Regions from separate parts of the Homo sapiens genome. Here region 2 is linked to region 1. Evidence: read pairs that join two places in POLR2A ChIA-PET (ENCODE). Cell type or tissue: CD4-positive, alpha-beta T cell. All regions are shown on one strand. Each heading gives the region's core, and the rest is flanking DNA. Links, peaks and the distances in the headings are about the cores only. Region 1 has its middle 130 kb from the start of KRAS. Region 2 has its middle 73 kb from the start of KRAS.

Region 1 (5,385 bases), core at 130-5,129:
CTACATTGCACTTTATGGTTTCAACCCTGTCGTACTTTGTGTCCAACATGATGGTACCTATGTTGAATGAGGGAGCAATTAATCTGCGAGACTCTCAGAGGTGAGGGTGAAGGTGGAGAAGGTATAAAGAAATAATGCCATTGATACTTGGCTATGGAAGAATAAAGTAGGATTAACAGACCTATCCGGAGGGGAAGGGCATGTCAAGTGGAGGGAACAGCAGTGGTGAAAAGATGGAGATAGGAGAGTTAGCAAGTGGGGGGAAAGTTCATGGAAGTGAGGTGTAGTGGAGAGTGAGGGCACTGGGTAGAGATAAGGGTGAAATATTACAGTGGGGCTGGTTGTGGAGGACCCTAGATATCATGCTATGAAATATGGATTTTGGCCAGGCGTGATGGCTCACACATGTAATCCCAGCACTTTGGGAGGCCGAGGCGGGTGGATCACTTGAGGTCAAGAGTTGAAGACCAGCCTAGCCAACATGGCGAAACCCCATCTCTACTAAAAATACAAAAAATTAGTCGGGTATGGTGGCACATGCCTGTAGTCCCAGCTACTTAGGAGGCTGTGGCAGGAGAATCACTTGAACCTGGGACGTGGAGTTTGCAGTGAGCCGAGATTGCACTACTGAACTCCAGCCTGGGCAACAGAGTGAGACTCTGTCTCAAAAAAAAAAAAAAAAAAAAAGAAAAGAAAAGAAAAAAGAAAGAAAGAAAAGAAATATGGATTTTACTTTACAGGTAATAATGAGTCAGGCTCCAAGGACATTTTTTTTTTCTAAGAAAAAAGTGACAGGGTTAGAGCTGTCTTTTTTCAGAAAGGTAGCTGCACAGAAGCCAGACTGGAGACAAAGAGACAAGATGGGAAGTAACTGTAACTTAGACAAGTGATCACGAGAGCCTAGAACAGGGGTTTTTCAAACTGTGGTTCACAACCCGTTAGTGAATCCTGAAATGATTTTAGTGGGTCACAACCAAAAAATGTTGTTTCATCCATCTCCCATTTTATGTATTCATAATTACAGGTTATGCATAAACTTTCTGGGCAGTTTAAATTTTTAATAAACTCTCCTCTATGATAGATTTAACTATTTAAAATGAAGAAAGTGAGCTTACTTAAAATTTAGCATGTTTAACTACAGAAACGTTAACTTTCAACATAGACACTGTCATTTTGGATAAAAAGTATGACAAGATTGAAACCATGAAGTATAATGTTAAAATGAGGAAAACATGGATAGTTAATTGTTGGATTTAAATCTTGAGTAGATTCCCTCTTGGCTACATTTTACAAAATTGTGTTTTATATAAAAGTGACTTTATTAAAAATCTGAACTTCAGAATTATGAACCCCGAAAATTTGAGACAGGTCTCAAATAATTTAGAAAGTTTATTTTGGCAAGGTTGAAGACGCACCCATGACACAGCCTCAGGAGGTCCTGACAACATGTACCCAAGGTGGTCAGGGCACAGCTTGGTTTGATGCATTTTAGGAAGACATGAGACATCAATCAATGTATGTAAGAAGTACATTGGGTCAGTCTGGAAAGGCAGGACAACTTGAAGCAAAGGCAGGAGGACTGGAAGTGGGGAGAGAGCTTCCAGGTCACAGATAGGTGATACACAAACAGTTACATTCTTTTGAGGTTCTGATTAGCCTTCCCAAAGGAGGCAATTAGATATGCATCTATCTCAGTGAGCAAAGGGGTGACTTTGAATAGAATGAGAGGCAGGTTTGCCCTAAGTAGTTTCCAGCTTGAGTTCTCCATAGTGATTTTGGAGGCCTAAGATATTTTGCTTTCACAGAATCCTCCCCTCCCCTCCTACCCTACCCTACACTTCCCTTCCCTTCCCTTCTCTCTTTTTTGTCTCGCTCTGTTGCCCAGGCTGGGAGTGCAGTGGCGCCATCTCGGCTTACTACTACCTCTGCCTCCCGGGTTCAAGCAATTCTCGTGCCTCAGCCTCCCAAGTACCTGGGATTACAGGTGCCAGCCACCACGCCTGTCTAATTTTTGTATTTTTAGTAGAGACTGGGTTTTGCCATGTTGGCCAGGCTGGTCTTGGACTACTGACCTCAAGTGATCCGCCCGCCTCGCCTCCCAACGTGCTGGAATTAGAGGCGTGAGCCACCACATCCAGCCCAGAATGCATTTCTTGTGTCACAATGCAAAATGTATTTCTTACCGTGGGTCATGGTTGAAGAAAGCTTAAAAACACAGACTTAGAAGATTAGGGTAGTGGCTATGGAGTGAGAGAGAAAGGGTCAAGATATCAGAGAAATTTCTGAGGTAAAATAGTGAGGACTTATTGACAATTGGATGTGGGGGTAAAGGAGAAGGAAATTAAGGATGACTCACTGGTTTCTAATTTGGGCTGCCAGGGCACATGGGGATATGGCTCAGTTCATTTCCACCAGTATCTCTTGATAGAAAGTATGGAAGCATAGACAAATGAGGAGGGCATTTTTGGAGCTCTTGAGGCACTCCACATAAGTGAAAAAGACTTGTAAACAGGGTATCTTAATAAAACATGGTAACTGCAGTCATAGAAGTATGCATGAGCCCAGAGGCAGCCCAGCGTGGGTGTTCAGAGAAGCTTTCCAGAGAAGACATTCTTTCTGAGATGCGTTTTGAAGGAGAGTTAAAGTCAGCCAGAAGTAGATAGGTAAGAAGGAAACTGACAAGACCAGCGAGAAGGAAGAGCAGGATGTTTATATGAGTCGCTGTGTGTATGCACATAATGTGAGTGGGTGTGTGAGCCAGTGTTGTAAGCAATGTGCTGTTACTAGAACCTTGAGAAGCAAGAGAGGAAGCTGGCTAGGGTAGAGATGGGTTGTAAAAAGCCTTGTCCTTCATGCTAAGGAGCTTAGCTCTTGTGTAAGATATAAAGAGTTACGGGGGTGAGGGGGTGCAGGGAAGGGGAGGGTTATTTGGGGGGGGTTTTGTGGGGTTTGCTTTTTTTGGTTTTTTTTTTTGAGACAGAGTCTTGTTCTGTCGCCCAGGCTGGAGTGCAGTGGTGTGATCTCAGCTCACTGCAACCTCTTTCTCCTAAGCTCAAGCAATCCTCCCATCTCAGCCTCCCAGCTAGCTGGGACTACATGTGCACACCACCCCGCCTGGCTAATTTTTGTATTTTTTGTAGAGACAGGTTTTTGCCATGTTGCTCAGGCTGGTCTCCAACTCCTGGGCTCAAGCAGTTTGCCCGCCTAGTCCTCCCACAGTACTGAGATTACAGGCGTGAGCAACCACACCAAGCCTGGAGGGGTTTTCAATGAGGTTAATAGTGACAAGGGCAAAATAAGGTGACTATTTTTCTTTTTTTCATGTTATAGTCCTCTTTTAAAAAATTATTATTTTAGATTCAGATGGTACATGTGCAGGTTTGTTACATGGGTATATTGTGTGATGCTGAAGTTTGGGCTTCTAATTATCCCATCACCCAAGTAGTGAACATAGTATCCGATAGGTAGTTTTTCAATCCTTGCCCCTTTCCCTCCCTTCCCTCTTTGGAATCTCCAATGTTTATTGCTCCCATCTTTGTGTCCATGTGTACCCAATGTTTAGCTCCCACTTATAAGTGAGAACATGCAGTGTTTGGTTTTCTGTTCCTGTGTCAATTCATTTAGGATAATGGTGACCAGCTGCATCCGTGTTGCTGCAAAGGACATGATTTCCTTTTTTTTTTTTTTTTTTTTTTTTTGTGGTTGCATGGAGTAAGTCTTTAAGGGGAATTAGACTGAAGGTCAAAAGATTGGAAATGGAGAAGTTAGTCTAGGTATGAGTTGCTGGACTGTACTAGGGCAGCAAAAAAAGGTGAAGAGAAATATAGAGAGCTACAGATTGACAAGGCTTGGTTACTAACTGAATATGGAGAACTCTTATCAGTCAGTGTCTGCTCAGGAAAACAGAACCCATGCCAGCAAGTTTAATAGTAAAAAGTTAATTATGGAGAACTTGTTTGAAAAGACATTAGAAAAACTGAAAAGGCGGATAGAAAACAGGAAACTTATAAGGAATAAGGCAGAGCAGGGCTACTACCCCAAAGCTGGAGGGACCAAAGGGACAGGTGGTATTACCGGAGTCCAGGAGCTATGGCTGCCTGGAGGCAGCTGGACCAGAAAAGAGAGGCAGTCACTATGGGAGAAGCACCCTGAAACAAAGAAAGGGAAGATACAGGCTGGTTTTCCTCCTCCTGCTGTCCCGTTATCTTCAGTTGCCCAAATCTAACTAGAAGCCAGTTGGGAAGGGAGCCTGGGAAATGTGACTTTTTGCAAAAAGAGCAAAGCAAGGGAAGGTGAGAAAATAGAAATGAGCATAAATAGGCAAATAAATACGGAATGAGGATAAAGAGGTAGATTAATTCCTCCCTGAAATTTGCTTAGATCAAGGTTGGAGGATAGTGTCAGAACCTGGGATTAGGAAATCAGGAAGAGGATGGGAAGACAGATAAGAAAAACATATAATCTGAATTACTGACTTTTTAAAGTCCCCCTTATTGTAGCATTGTTACGTATATACTTAAGATTATAGGTAGGCCGGGCGCAGATGCTCACGCCTGTAATCCTACCACTTTGGAAGCCTGAGCGGGTGGATTACCTGAGGTCAGGAGTTTAGACCAGCCTGGCCAACATGATGAAACCCTGTCTCTACTAAAAATACAAAAATTAGCTGGAAATCACTTGAACCCAGGACACGGAGGTTGTTGTAGTGAGTCAAGCTCGTGCCACTGCACTCCAGCCTGGGCAACAGAGCAAGACTCCATCTCAAAAAAAAAAAAATTTTTTTTTAAATTTTAAAAGAATAATTTTAATAAATATTTAGAATGGTTTTGTAGAGTCTGTTAACATGGTGGGAGAGGAAATTCAATGTTTTGAAATGCACAGTTCTTCCCCTGCAAAATTTATCCTCCCCCTAGGACTTGTTTGTAACGTTCATGTTTGCAATCTGTAGAAAAACTGGAGGAATTTGCAGGGCGTGGTGGCTCATGCCTGTAATCCCAGCTCTCAGGGAGGCAAGAGGCGGGAGGATAGCTTGAGCCCAGGAGTTCGAGACCTGCCTGGGCAATATAGCGAGACCCCGTTCTCCAGAAAAAGGAAAAAAAAAAAACAAAAACAAGAAAAACAGGAGGAATTTATTGAATCTTTACTAAGTGCCACCCACTGTATCATTAAACAGCCTTTGTAACAACAGATGACACACACTATCTCATTTAATCCATATAATAGTTTTATGAGGTAGGGACTATTTCCCGTTACTATGTTACAGATGAGGAAACTGATACCTAGTGAGGTTTAGTGTCCCTCTTCCCCTTCCCACCTAAACCTTACAGCAGTTAAATGTTGGCTAGTGCCAGAGCATTCGGCTGTCTGATTCAATGCCCAGGCCCT
Region 2 (5,385 bases), core at 122-5,121, 54 kb after region 1:
GGAACAGTCATTTCTTAGCAAAGTTGGCTAAGATGGTTTTAGCGCCTGCATTTGTGTTACTGGAGAGACGCCCCCTTTCAAGTGGCACATATAATAGCAACACTCACCTTTTCTGTGCAAAGCAGAAAATAATTTTCAGTAACATGTTTTCTGGAAGAAATGTTGTACCTAGGACTCACAGCTTGGGTAAGTCTAAAATATCCTTTATCTTTACATGGTTACAATCTGTAACAATCATTTTAACAAGCTTTTAAAATATTTTTTGAATCCATAGATTCAAAATCCTAAGAAAGTATCTTAAAGCACTCTTATAAAGGCTATTGCTTTGGAGTTTTGAGTAGTGAGTACAAGGTATGTTTTGAGTGACTTCTCTTTCTCTAAGATTCTGTTCTTTCCATCATGTGCTTTATCTTTTTTTTTCTTTTTAGTTTTTCTTTGGCTATCATATGCTTTATCTTTATCATGAGTGTTATTATACATAATTTTAGAGCTTTTCATTTTTGTGAAATTTATAGATGGTAACACTGAATTATTTTAGTTCATTCTGCAAGGTTTAAAGTAATCCCAAATAGGGTCTTTTTTTTCCTGAAAAATGGTCTATGTGGAATTAAATGACTACAGTTAAATGCAATCCTAAAAGTTTATTTTTGTTTAATGTTAAAAATTTCACATCACAAAACAACTCTTAAGATTGGCATTATGATGTAATTTTAACAGTATCTCGATATTTCTGTCTTATGTTATTATTTTTATGCTTATGAACATTTATTTATAAATAATTTGTTATTTTTCCTAACGTTGTCTAGGAATGCCTCCCTTAAAATGTCCACAATCCTTTATGTCCAATTTAAACATCCAAAGCTCTGAGAAATGGAAATATTTTCATAACTCATTTGGCCACAGAATCTGTGTGATCTGATGTGAGGCTTAGTGGGAATGGTCACACATTTTACCACATAGTAATGTGCTACATCGACTTGTTTCCTAACCCCCCGACCCCTGGAAAGGTTGATAAATATAGTACATGCAATCTACTACCTCCCTAAAATCTGAATAGTTCTTCATTTCAAAGGACATATGATCCCAAGGAATTCAGATAAGGGATTATAAATCTATTTTCATAGTAACTGTCAATCCTGTTCTACTTAACTATTTGAAAGCTGTTAATAATTGAGGAACTTTTTTGGTAGATAAAATTAGTAACTTTATAATCATTAATTATTATAGCATTTTACTCTCAGAATAGTAAAAATGCATTTATACTTCAACTGTCAAAACTGGAACAAAGCGCACAAGTGAATTTTTACTCAAAGTACTATCTGGAATACTTACATGATGAGCATTATAATAGAAATCTTATGTATTCATATTATACTATATATAATATTATAATCACTTATATTTGAAAGTGAATATTCAGATATTAATGTTAATCAGAATAACAAACCTTGTTTGTGTTCCTGACATTATATTATAGAGTAGGCATTCAACCATTCTGCCTTTCGAAAGTCAAGGTCAAGTCTGAAACTGAAACCAAACAGTAAATTTTGTCTGAATTCGGAGGCTGAAGCCAGACTTCAGTGTATCCTAAATTATGTATGTATGTGTATTTTCCAATTTTGCTCAAAGACCATTATTACATTTTTAAAAGTGGTTTAGAGTCTCATAAAAATTTAACAGAGTGAACATTGGTAACATTGGAACTTACCTTTCAGAAGTCAAATCTTAGAGCTCTCTTCTTCAGGACTTTTTAAGCCTAAAATTTAGAATTATTATTATTATTGTTTTTTGAGATGGAGTCTCACTCTGTCACCTAGGCTGGAGTGCAGTGGCACAATTTCAGCTCACTGCAACCTCCGCCTCCTGGGTTCAAGTGATTCTCCTGCCTCAGCCTCCCAAGTAGCTGGGATTATAGGTGCACACCACCATGCCCTGCTAATTTTTGTATTTTTAGTAGAAACGGGGTTTCACTATGTTGGCCAGGCTGGTCACGAACTCCTGACCTCAAGTGATCCTCCCACCTCGGCCTCCCAAAATGCTGGGATTACAGGCTTCAGCCACCCTGCCCTGGAATTATTATTATTTTTTTAATCAAGAGAAAAAATAAGACTATCTCTGGGTGGAGGGCTATAGTATATGTGTGGGTAGGGGTAGGGGAAGTCCATGGATAAGCTTCCTTTGGTGGAGCATGGGCTTTGTATCCACACAATCTGTATTCAAATTTCAGTTTCTCTGTTTTCTAGCTGAATGGTCTTGGGAAATTGGCTTATTTTCTAGACAGTTGGTGTCTCCACTTCCAAAACTGAGGCAACAAAATATACCTTTCAGGGTTGTTGATAATATTAAATGGGTTAATTTATGTAACTGTCTAACATAGAGTTACACTATGCATATTACAGAATTTACTGTCACCTAGTAAACAGTAAAACAGTGCATGGCTCTTCCTCAAGGGAAAAAGTTTTGAAGAGGGAAAATGCAAGTGTGTGATTAAACCTCTGCCTTTACTAAACAAACTAAATACATCACTGAGTGCCTCTTCCGTCTTTTCTTTAATCTTGTGCTAGTTACTATGCCCATCCACATATAGAATTATCTGGAGGCCAAAAATATCTGAGCTCCTCAAGATGAAAAGTGTTGTTCTAACCAGTTCTTTCAGCCACATCAAAAATGGGCCACACATGAAAGTTTGATCTCACCATCCCCCTCTCACTTTTTCCCCTTAGCTTTCAGCTAAGACAGCTGCTGGATTCAGCCCTTTTCTGTGTCCCTCAGAGAGCTATGAGAACTGAACCAGAGCAGCTACACACCAGCCATTTCTCCATGACCAGGAAAATCCCTGAGCATGCCCACGACACTAAGCATATCTCTGGAAAATAGATGAGTAGGGAAGCATTTTGCAGTGGGTGGGCTGGAATTCATCCCATTCTGCATGAATTTCAGAGTCTTTCCTTTGAAGTTCAGTCCCTGACCTACAATTTGGAAGAACTGGGAATGTTTCTATTACCGTTATCATCAGTAGTGGTTTTATTGTTACTCACATTATGAAAGATATTTCTTCTTATCTTGAAATAGGGCAAATGAAGTATGAGGAACAATGCTTGAAAGTAAAAATATGCTTCTCATTTTTCTGGGATAATGCTTAGAAAATGTGATGGCCATCTAAGACAAAGCTTACTTAAGTGATTTAACTATCATTTTAAGGAATTCATTTTTTAAAAATCTCATTTATGGTTCATCACTTCAGTATTTTTATGCTGAGTTGCCATATCTTATTTAATTAACTTGCTTATTGTTTTGTGACAATCGTATCCTCTTTTGGTATTCTCACTTTTTACATGAAATAGTAAATATATTTCCTAAGTTCCAGGAAAAAATGAGAACACTTTAAAGAGCTGGAAGTATACTATATCTCACGCTTGATGCCAGTAAAAACAACCCACAAGCCAATAAAGGGAAGACAAAGGAAATGCAGTGTCTGCAATGAGTCATTTAACAATATGGTAGTAAAAGGTAAAAAAGAAAGCCCTGGATTGTTTACACTCTTCTTCTGCCCCTCAAATACCCCATCGAAGCCCTTCAACTTTAGCAGATCATTATTTGCATCTACTTTTTTAAGGAAAGAGAGAGCAGGCAACATGTCCTTTACTGCCTCTACCCTGAATTTCTTCAGATGGCTAAAGAGGAAGAGACTAACCCCCTCTCCAGGGAAAACTCCTCATCTATGCCCTGTTCTCATTCTCTCCAGCCTTCTCCACGGCCTTGCCCTCCATCAGTCATCCTTCTACAAAGTGTCAATCACTCTTGATTCTTCTTGATTTCTCCTTGACCTATTAATGGAAACATGCTGGGTGTTTCCCATCCCCATTTTAATGTCCCCTCTGCTTTTCTACCTTCATTACAAAATGGTCACTTTAAATCTAGGTCTCCCACTCTACAAAAATGGTTCTCCTAAATGTCCCCAGTGGCCTCCCTAAACACAAATTCATTGGACTTTTCTCTATTCTTACCCTCTCTGATCTCGGCAGCATCTGACACTGCTGACACCTACTTCCTGTTGAATTCTCTTCCTTGAAGTCTTAGACTCCCCTCTCTGAACCTTTAACCTCACTGTACCTCACAGATTTTCCTTCACTTCTACTCATTAAATGAAATACTACAAAGAGTCTTTCTTGACCCTCTTTTTATCTTACTCTCTTTGGTGATCTTTTTTGGAAAGCTTATTTACTCAACTTTTTCAACTTTCTGCAAATGACTCCAAAATACGTGTTTCCAGTCCTGACTTCTCTCCTAATTCAGCATCTGAATTTCCAGTTGCCTGCTAAACTGCCATATCTCCAAAACAATTAAAATTTTAAATTTCAAAGCCAAATGAAGCATCTCATCTTTGAAATGTTCTCATCTAAACTAATACATTTTCAGCCTCCAAGAGCATTTGGGAGCACATTCAGCCTCTCCCTTTCTCTCATACCCTACATGAATTTAAACGGTGAAAAAAAAGATGAAACTTTGAAACCAGACTGACTTGGGTTGAATCCCTGTTGTGCCACTTTCCAGAACTGTGACCTCAGGTTAATTGCGTGATCTCCCTGAGTTTCTTCATCTGAATTAATCAGGTACCCATATTTACTCAGCCCAGGTATTGCACCAGTTAAATGAAACAATGTTCACAAAGCACCTTCTATGTGCCTGACGTATCACAGCCAGGCAAATAATTTTTATACATTTTTAGTTTTGCTTACAAATAGTCTCTTTTATTGTAACATTTTCTCTTTTGATATTACTGACATTGTCACCACCTTAGTTTTGCGTCTCATTACCACTTGCCTGATGATTGCAACTTTTCTAAAAATATTTTCTTGCTTATCTCCCAGCCTCCTGTCCATCCTCGTTACTACTGCTAGAACTCCTTCTAGAGCACTATTATCTTGCAATGCTACATGGCTTACAGAATAGATGACAAGCTCCCCATCTTAGTATTTAAGTTTCTCCACAACCTGTTCCTTGTCAACCTTTTAAAATCACGGCTGCATATGCAGTCCCCTGAGCCCAGTGCTTTAGCCAGACTGGACCCTTAATTCGACATTCTTTACTTTCCTAGCTCCTTACTTTTGATCACTCATGCTCTTTGCCAACTGGTGGTGTCTGGTTAGGCCATGTGGCCATGGGGCCAATTGTCTGCATTTATTAAAATGGTACCAAGAGGAAACCACAGGAAATAGCCTTTACTTGACATAAAAACTATGTGCCAGAAACATTTCTAAGTGCTTTGGAGATATTAACTCATTTAATCCTTATAACAACCTTATGAGTTAAGCACTATTAGGATCGTAATTCAGAAGATTAAGAAACTGAAGCATACACAAAAAGTTATGCCAGGTTTCCAAA

What was found. Peaks named below come from ENCODE experiments on the same cell type or tissue, not always from the same donor. Only the 100,000 strongest peaks of a DNase experiment are listed, where the experiment ranks them.
Region 2: POLR2A ChIA-PET joins it to region 1 with 15 read pairs; 24 of 35 experiments call an interaction of 5 or more read pairs at or near these places.

What each region holds. Positions count from the first base shown.
Region 1 is chr12:25,374,974-25,380,358 of GRCh38, reverse strand. No RefSeq gene overlaps it. Among named protein-coding and RNA genes, the nearest start is that of KRAS, 130 kb to the right of the region's middle. In CD4-positive, alpha-beta T cell, for the core only: no CTCF peak of the experiment used is centred there; a DNase peak (open chromatin) is centred at 2,738; H3K27ac peaks cover 1,693 bases.
Region 2 is chr12:25,321,205-25,326,589 of GRCh38, reverse strand. No RefSeq gene overlaps it. Among named protein-coding and RNA genes, the nearest start is that of KRAS, 73 kb to the right of the region's middle. In CD4-positive, alpha-beta T cell, for the core only: no CTCF peak of the experiment used is centred there; DNase peaks (open chromatin) are centred at 2,679 and 4,029; H3K4me3 peaks cover 481 bases; H3K27ac peaks cover 669 bases.